Regions from separate parts of the Homo sapiens genome. Here region 1 is linked to region 2. Evidence: chromatin loops called from intact Hi-C (ENCODE). Cell type or tissue: Calu3. All regions are shown on one strand. Links, peaks and the distances in the headings refer to the core of each region. The heading gives the core; the rest is flanking DNA.

Region 1 (4,404 bases), core at 160-4,159, 67 kb before region 2:
CATTATTAAGAAAATCATAAGGATGTGAAAATAAATTTGCAGTAGTGGATTGTATTTATCAATACTGTAAGTTTATGTCGTCTGTTTACAAGATGAATTGCCTATCTGAAATGGTGGGCAACTGCACCTGACATCCTCAAGCTATGGGACTTATCAAGCAACTGAGCTTTTGCTTGTAATGTCATAACTTTTCTCTGCTTCTTGGAAGCACTTCCAGCATCACTAGTCACACTTCATGTGAGTCCCATGGTGTTATTCAAGGTGTATTATATTGTACTAAACATGATGAAAAATAAACAAGAAACTTGAGAGACAGCTTTTTACTGTGATACACAATTTACTGGAGAGACAAACTGCTTACAAAGAGATGATTAGCATTAGGTGGCATTTTAAGTGGATACTTGTAACACTTGAGCTCACCACAATAGCAACAAGAGGTGGCTATAAAACTATTACAGTAGTATAGTATGCACTACAGTTAATTTTATGAAGTTATGATTTAACACTACATCTTTTTATTTGTTTACATTTCTCTCAAGTACAAATGGCACCATATACAGTCTGTGTTTGTGTATGTAAGTTTTGATAAATGTTAACTTTTAATGATAGATTAGTGTATATTATGGTAGTAAGTGATAAAATAGACTACTGTCTACATATATTTTATGCATTTATGACATACTTTTTCTTGATTTTTTCTATATTGCTATGCTTTGCAGTTTGTTTGTTTTTTTTAATTGTCAAAATCTCCAAAAAATTTTTCAATGCGTTTATGGAAAAAGAATCCACTTATAAGTGGACCTATGAAGTTCAAACCTGTGTTGCTCAAGGGTCAACTATATATATTGCAATTTTAGGTTGAAAAATATATTTTATCATTTACATTTATTTTATTTTATCAAAGATATATCTTTTATTTTATAAAATATATATTTTATTTTATCATTTACATATAAATATATATATTATCATTATTTATATATTTTTTACATATATTATCATTTATATGTAATAATAACTTAAGAAATAAGCCTATATCCTCCAAGAGATTTACAGTACTTAATTGTTGTCCAGACCTGAGTTCAACCCAGTCAATGTTCTATGTGACTCACCTTCAGAAATCTCATGTTCTGTGGACTTGTTGCCCAGGTTGAAATCCCTGCCTTCCTGCAAAGATAGAAGAGAAGTGGGAAATATAATACATTTTCTCTTCTTTCCTGGAGCCATAACTCTCCCTAGACCATGGAGAGAAAATTTCATGTCCTCTATTCAAAGATGAGAAAAATTCTAGAGTTACCCTTACACATTCAAAAATCAAGAAGAACAGGAAAGCTGAGATAACCCACAGACTCTTTGAAGGAAGCAGATTGCTCCTGCAGGGCGCCTGGAGACAGCCAAAAAACTGTGAGTGCCCAATGTGTGAAAGGGGGATTGTCTGCCCCCAAACACACACTCTCACTGGGGAACCTGAAGTTCCAGATCACGGGTAAAGGATTTGATCTTACCTGGAGCTGAGACAAATTTAGAGAGCTGAGTGAAATACAGGGGTAGAAGAAGCAGTAGGAAGACCCCTGTGGGCTCTCGGTCCCCAAGGAAGTAACTTCCGACTTTGTCTTACAGAAGTCCTTGGGGAGGGCTGCCAGAGGAACCGGGAAGAAACCACACAGGGAAGGAAACTTCCAGCTGAACTTTGTAACAATTTCGACCGAATGCAAAGTTTCCCCGACAGAAATCAGGGGAGGGGTTGAATCAGGAGTGCAATCACAGCACAGAAGCCATGGTAGGTGGGGAGAGGTGAAATCTAAAAGCCCTGCTTGCTTTCTCAGCTGGGAGGCTGGTAGCCTGGGGCAGCTTTTCAGCCCTGCTCACCCACTGCCTGGAAATAAACTTGGTGCTGTTGAGGGAGCACAGTGAAAGTGAAACCAGCCTTTTGGGCTGAGTGAGGCCTATAACTGCCAGCTTTCACCCATTTCCCTGGTGGCCTGCATGACACAGCAGAGGCAGCCATAATCCCCCGGGGGCAGAATTCCACTGGCCTGAGAACCACACCCCCCCTCCCCCGCAGTAACTGCAGTAAGACCCGCCCAAGGAGAGTCTGAAATTAGACATGCTTAACCCTGCCCCCACCTGATGGTCTTTATCTACCTGCCCTGATAGCCCAAGAAAAAGGACTTAACCTCTTGGGAGCTCTAGGGCCCCACCTACCACCTGATGCTCCCTCTACTACCTCAGCTAATGCCCTCTTGAAAGTGCCACCTCCTGACTGGAGGCCAACCAACACAAAACTACTGCAATAAACAAAACTACAACTAAGAACGCTCACAGACTCTGTTTCACTCCTCTGCCACCTCCACCAGAGCAGGTGCTGGTGTCTACAGCTGTGAGACTTAAAGATGGTTCACATCACAGGACTCTGTGTAGACAATCCTAGTACCAGGCCAGAGCCTGGCAACTCTGCTGGGTGGCTAGATCCAGAAGAGAAATAACAATCATTCCAGTTTGGCTCTCAGGAAGCCACATCCCCAGGGAAAGGAGGAGAGCACTACATCAAAAGAGCACCCCATGGGACAGAAGAATCTGAACAGCATCCCTTGAGCCCCAAATATTTCCTCTGACACAGCCTACCCAAATGAGAAGTAACCAGAAAAACAATTCTGGTAATATGACAAAACAAGGTTCTTTAACACCCCCAAAAGATCACCAGCAATAGATCCAAACCAAGATGAAATCCCTGAATTGCCAGAAAAAGAATTCAGACGGTCAATTATTAAGCTAATCAAGGAGGAATCAGAGAAAGGTGAAGTCCAACTTAATGAAATCAAAACAGTAATACAAGATATGAAGGGAAAAATCATCAGTGTAATAGATAGCATAAATAAAAAGCAATCACAACATCTAGAAGTAAAGGACACACTTAGAGAAATGTAAAATGCACTGGAAACTCTCAGCAATAGAATCAAACAAGCAGAAGAAAGAATGTCAGAGCTCAAAGACAAGGTTTTTAAATTAACCTAATCCAACAAAGAAAAAAAACAAAAAAAATTAAAAAATGAACAAAGCCTCCAAGAAGTTTGGGGTTATGTTAAATGACCAAACCTGAGAATACTGGGTGTTCCCATGGAAAAAGAGAAATGTAAAAGTTTGGAAAACATATTTGAGGGAATAATCAAGGAAAACTTCCATGACCTTGTTAGAGATCCAGACATCCAAGTACAAGAAGCTCAAAGAAAATCTGGGAAATTTATCACAAAAATATCATCACCTAGGCATAGTCATCAGGTTATCTAAAGTCAAGACAAAGGAAAGAATCTTAACAGCCATGAGTTAAAAGCACTAATTAGATAACCTATAAAGGAAAACCTATCAGGTTAGCAGCAGATTTCTCAGCAGAAACCTTACAAGCTAAAAGGGATTGAGTCCCTATCTTCAGCCTCCTAAACAGAACAATTATCAGCTGCATACAAGAATTCTGTATGCAGTGAAACTAAGCTTCATTTATGAAGAAAATATACTCTTATTTAGATAAACAAATGCTGAGAGAATTAACCACTACAAGCTAGAACTACAAGAACTGATCAAAGGAGCTCTAAATCTTGAAACAAATTCTCAAAATACACCAAAATAGAACCTCCTCAAAGTGTAAATCTCACAGAACCTACAAAAAAAAAACAATAAAAATTAAAGAAAAAAACACAAGATATTCAGGCAACAAATAGCATGATGAATAGAATAGTACCTCACATCCCAATACTAATGTTGAATGTAAATGTCCTAAATGTTCCACTTAAAAGATACAGAATGGCAGAATGAATAAGAATACACCAACCAAGTATCTGCTGTCTTCAAGAGACTCACCTAAAACATAAGGATTCACATAAACTTAAGGTAAAGGGATTTACCTTTACCTTATTCCATGCAAATGGACACCAAAAGCAACAAGGGGTAGCTATTCTTCTATCCAAAAAAAAAAAAAAAACACTAAGGCAGCAGCAGTTTAAACTGACAAAGACAGATGTTATATAATAAAAGGATATGTCCAACAGGAAAATATCACAATCCTTAATATATATGCACCTAACACTGGAACTCCCAAATTAATAAAACAAATACTAGTAGACCTAGGAAATGAGATAGGCAGCAATACAATAATAGTGGGGACTTCCATATTCCACTGACAGTACTAGACAGGTCATAAAGACAGAAAGCCAACAAAGAAACAATGGATTTAAACTATACTGTACAACAAACATACTTAACAGATATTTACACAACATTCTACCCAACAACTGCAGAATATACATTTTATTCATCAGCACATGGAACATTCTCCAAGATAAACCATATTATGGGCCACAAAACAAATCTCAACAAATTCAAGAAAATTGAAATTATATCAAGTACTCA
Region 2 (4,404 bases), core at 99-4,098:
GGGATTACAGGTGTTAGCCACAATGCCCAGCCAATAAAATTCTTAAGTTAACATTTAGATTCAAAAATAAATCTCAAATTGTATTTACTACATTAAAATGTTTTAATGAGGCTGCATATAATTATTGCTTTGCAGAAAGTATTAAAACCATTTTAATGTAAGATTATAGATTATCATTTGTATCACCATTTTCACTGTTAAACAATGCCTAGAGCCTGAAGAATCTCATGTGCATGCACGTGTGTGTGTGTGTGTGTGTGTGTGTGTGTGTGTGTGTGTGTTTTACTAAAGCATGGAGCCCAGGACAGGGGCCCCTCTAGTTCAGTCTAAAGGCAGAACTGCTTCCCTTCTTGTAATGGCTTTCCTTAGAATTACATCTAAACTCCTTACCAAGAACTGCAAGGCCCTACATGGTCTGACTTCTGCCGAGCTCTGAGCCCTCATCACCCACTGCTCCTGCTTTTGTTCAGTGGTCTTTGATCTGCTCCTCAGACTCCACAAACTCCTTCTTGTTCAGAAACTTTCCACTGGCTCTTACCTCTGCCTAACACAGCTGCTTTCAACTCTACCTGGCTGGCTTCTTTCAGTCCTTCAGGTTTCAGCTTAAGGCAGGCAATATATGTAGTGATTATAAGCACAGATTCTGCAGCTAAATTCCCTGAGATCAAATCTGGCTCTACAATTGCCCATCAGTGTGTTCCCGGTCAAGTCTCCAAATGGATCTTTCAGTTTCCTCTTTTATAGAAAGGAGGCAATAGTACTTTCTCATATGACTGCTGTGTAGATTGAATGAGTTAATAGAAATAAAACTCAGGCTAGCATAGAAATAAATCATAGCAATATCATATAAATCATAACAATAAATCATAGCTTAAGAAATCAAAAGTCACCTCTTCAAAAAGACTTTCCCTGACCACCCAACGTAAAATAGCTTCCCACGGGCACATCACTCTATTTCATTTTTTCCCAGTATTGATCACCATCTGAAACTGCATTGTTTATTTTATAGTTGTTGTCTGTCTTCTTCCCCTAGATGACAAGTTTCATGAGAACTGAGCCCCTGTCTCAAAGTCCGTTGCTATATACTCTTGTGCCTGGCACATAGTTGAAGTCATTAAATATTTGTTGATTAGCTAGATTTTATTTAAATCCTTCCAATTTTAAACCAAATCAGAAATTATAGGTTTAGGAAGATGAAATTTACTCTTCTTTTTCCAACCAACTCATCTCAAATTGTGCTCATTTATAATAGGTTACAGGCATGTGCGCAGAGCTGCAGTGTGCTAAAAAGTAGGTGTCAAAGGTAGTATGGGGGTCATGGTGTTGAAGACTGCCAGCCACTCGCAAACAATGAGAGACACTTCTAACGGTCTCAAGGAAAGAGGAGTCTTTGCAGTTATCCAGCTAATTTAGGCAATGTGGATTTCCCACCTGACAGATTTAAACTGTTGTTTGTTGTTAATGAACAAATTGACCAGAAAATGACCAACTTTTGCCTTGTACAGCGGAAGAAGTCATAAGCTACGGAGGCAACTATTCTCTAAAGAAAAAGCAAGAAACATGGGTCTTAATAGAACATCATCAAAATTTGTGAATGAACACAAATACCAGGGGTGCCACTTGAAATTATACCTTCTAAAGTAAGAATAAAAATTCCATTGTCCAAGAATGGAATCCATTTCTTTGCTGACTATTGTCTTGCTTTTCACAAACAGATTTCTTGAGCATGCTGGACACTGGCATCAAGCCAAAGACATAAGAAAGCAATGCAACGAATCCCATTCTAATTTGGGTAATGTTACAGATAGCTAAGTCTCAAGAGCCCATGTGACTTGCCCATAAGAAAGCTGTCTGCTGTCCACCGCACCCTGTGGTAACAACCTGAACACCTCTGTCTCCTTTGCCTTCTGTTCCCCCATGTTCCCCCAGTGTTTCTCACTTTGCGCATTCCTACTCTTCTGAATGGAAAAACTGATTTGTCTCCCTTTGAGCTCTTGGACAGAAAAGATAGAATTAAAATAAAACACAATGATCATTCACATTGTGTAGAGAGAAGCTATGTATCTGAACCAAAACCTGTGTCAGAAATGTATTGAATAATACCAAAAAAAAAAAAAAAATGACACTCAAAGGTGTGGCCCAGTTTCTCACTGCTGCAAGTACAGGGAAATGTGTAAGAAATGACTCCAATCATTTCAAATGGTGTTTTGTTTCCTGACCAGGCCACCATAAAGGGTTCTATTAGTTTACATAAGCTGAGCACCTTCCCTATACGCAAACACTAACATCCTGTGAAATAAAAAATAATGGAACACTGCAACTCACTGCAGTGACAGTAGTCCCCACTTACCTGCGGTTTACCTTTGAGATTCCAGTTACTCACAGTCAACTTTGGATGGAAAATGTAAACTGAAAAATTCCAGAAATAAACAATTCCTAAGTCTTAATTTGCACACTGTTCTAAGTAGTGTGAGGAAATCTTGTGCTCTGCTCCCTCCTGCCCAAGACAAGAATCCTGTCTTTGTCCAGAGTATTTGTGCTGTTTCCTGCCCATGAGTCACTTAGTGGCTGTCTAGGTTATCAGATCACCCACTTCAGTATCACAGTGCTTGTGCTCAAATAACCTTCTTTTTATGTAATAATGGCCCCAAAGCACAAAAGTAGTAATGCTGGCAATTCAGGTATGCCAAAGAGAAGCCATAAAGTGCTTCCTTTGAGTAAAAAGGGGAAAGTTTATCACAGGAAGGTATGTATGGAAAAAAAGCAGTGTATGTTTTCAGGCATACACTGCGGCTCTTGGAAAATATTCCCCGGAGATAAGGGGGACTACCATATTCATAAACAACTGCAGAGACTGAGCTTTCTAAATCTCTACCACAATTTCCAACAAGACTGTGTCAATAAATTCCCTTAGATTGCATCCTTTTGCCTGATGGTTTACTGACAAAAAAAGAAATAAAATAAGGACATCAAATTTGCTTCATTCTATGGAAGTTTTATTCCAAGTCTTCAAAAGGAAAAAGGGAAGAAACAACAGAAGTATTGAGATGTGAATTCACTCATATAGAGAGCAAGTTCAGATTGTTTATAATCTGCTGGCACACTGACAAAGCAGTAAAAATAACAGTTTACATCAGCACCACCTGGCTCAAAAAAAAATTCTTTTATTCCTTGTTTTGAGGGAGTTAAGCTGATATCCACCCCCACCCACCTACCTATCCACTTTTCTGGGAGGACCTTAGACTAAGCCAATGAAAGGGAAGTCCTGATATAGCAGCCTGTGGAGAATTAGATCTAAGGGACAGAGCTGCCGCATAAAGCTGGACAATCTGAAGGATGCACAAATTATCCTGGCCTGGGAGGAGACGTTCAGCCTGAATTTGATTCACCAGTGCTTGCATCTGGCTCAAGACTGTGTCCAGGGTGGCAGGGTTACCTTTGTCTATTTTGTCTTCCCAGACAGGGTGCCTTTTTCTAATTCATCAAAAGGAGCCATATAAGAAGCTCCTACTCCAGTATAAACTCCAGCATCACTTCTTCACTGTGAAGGTTTACACCTTACTTTTCCATGATCTTTATATGGATGTCTATAATTTTAATATTTATCACATTATAATCATTTATTTGCATGTCTGTTTTGACATAAGACTTCAAGATTCTTGAAAGCAGGCACTGAGTACTTTTCCCCTCTTTTATACCCAGTTCCCAGCATAGAACTTGGTACAAAATAAATTGTGCCAATGCTTGAAAAAATATGCTTATTGTATGGATGTTTGGAAAAATGGATGGATGGATAAATGGACAGATGAGTGAAATCCAGAACAGACCTATCAAGAGTATGAGAATTGGCTTGGAGTCAGGGCAAAGGACTTCTCTTCCTGTTTTTTCTCTATCCTTTGACAGTATTGGTGAAAGAACAGAGAATAAAAGTCAAAATAGTCAAGAAGAGATTTTGTTAATGGTAGCATTCCTCACTCAATAAGCTAACACAACTGTATGCAACTAGCACTGTTCTGTAGTTTTTGAGGTTGTGCTGGATATCTTCAATTTGCCCTCTCCCTGCACAAATCAATTACTAACCCATCTCCACCTCACTTTGTACCCTGGGAGGTGGACCTATATGGGCTACAGTAGGAGAATTAAAGAGTGTTTTGAGACAGTCCACTCTGGTGCATCTTATGTTGGCTTTCCTCCACCCCCTCCATCAAAACTTATTTTTTCTGTACCTTCCTTTAAGTGAGAGACTACAGAAAGTTAAGTGTCACGCTTCCCAAAGTTTCCTTGTATATCTGGGGAAGACACTCACTAATGTGACCCCTCAGGTAAATAACCTTCTGTGGAAAGCAGCTTTAGTGGAGCCATTTCTTTGGATACCAGCCTCTGGAGTGGAGCGCTGAGTACTTT

What was found. Hi-C counts contacts between places; a loop is a spot of excess contacts. Peaks named below come from ENCODE experiments on the same cell type or tissue, not always from the same donor. Only the 100,000 strongest peaks of a DNase experiment are listed, where the experiment ranks them.
Region 1: it touches region 2 in a loop (7-fold over the local background); 1 of 110 quality-filtered maps calls a loop at or near these places.

The regions. Positions count from the first base shown.
Region 1 is chr4:75,179,299-75,183,702 of GRCh38, forward strand. It overlaps LOC100506253 (a long non-coding RNA gene), which reads right to left and starts at 1,998. Exons shown (of 3, transcript XR_109812.5): 1 at 1,506-1,998; 2 at 1,113-1,167. RefSeq lists an enhancer at 1,749-2,249. In Calu3, for the core only: no CTCF peak of the experiment used is centred there; a DNase peak (open chromatin) is centred at 1,883.
Region 2 is chr4:75,246,718-75,251,121 of GRCh38, forward strand. No RefSeq gene overlaps it. Among named protein-coding and RNA genes, the nearest start is that of LINC02483, 110 kb to the right of the region's middle. In Calu3, for the core only: no CTCF peak of the experiment used is centred there; no DNase peak of the experiment used is centred there.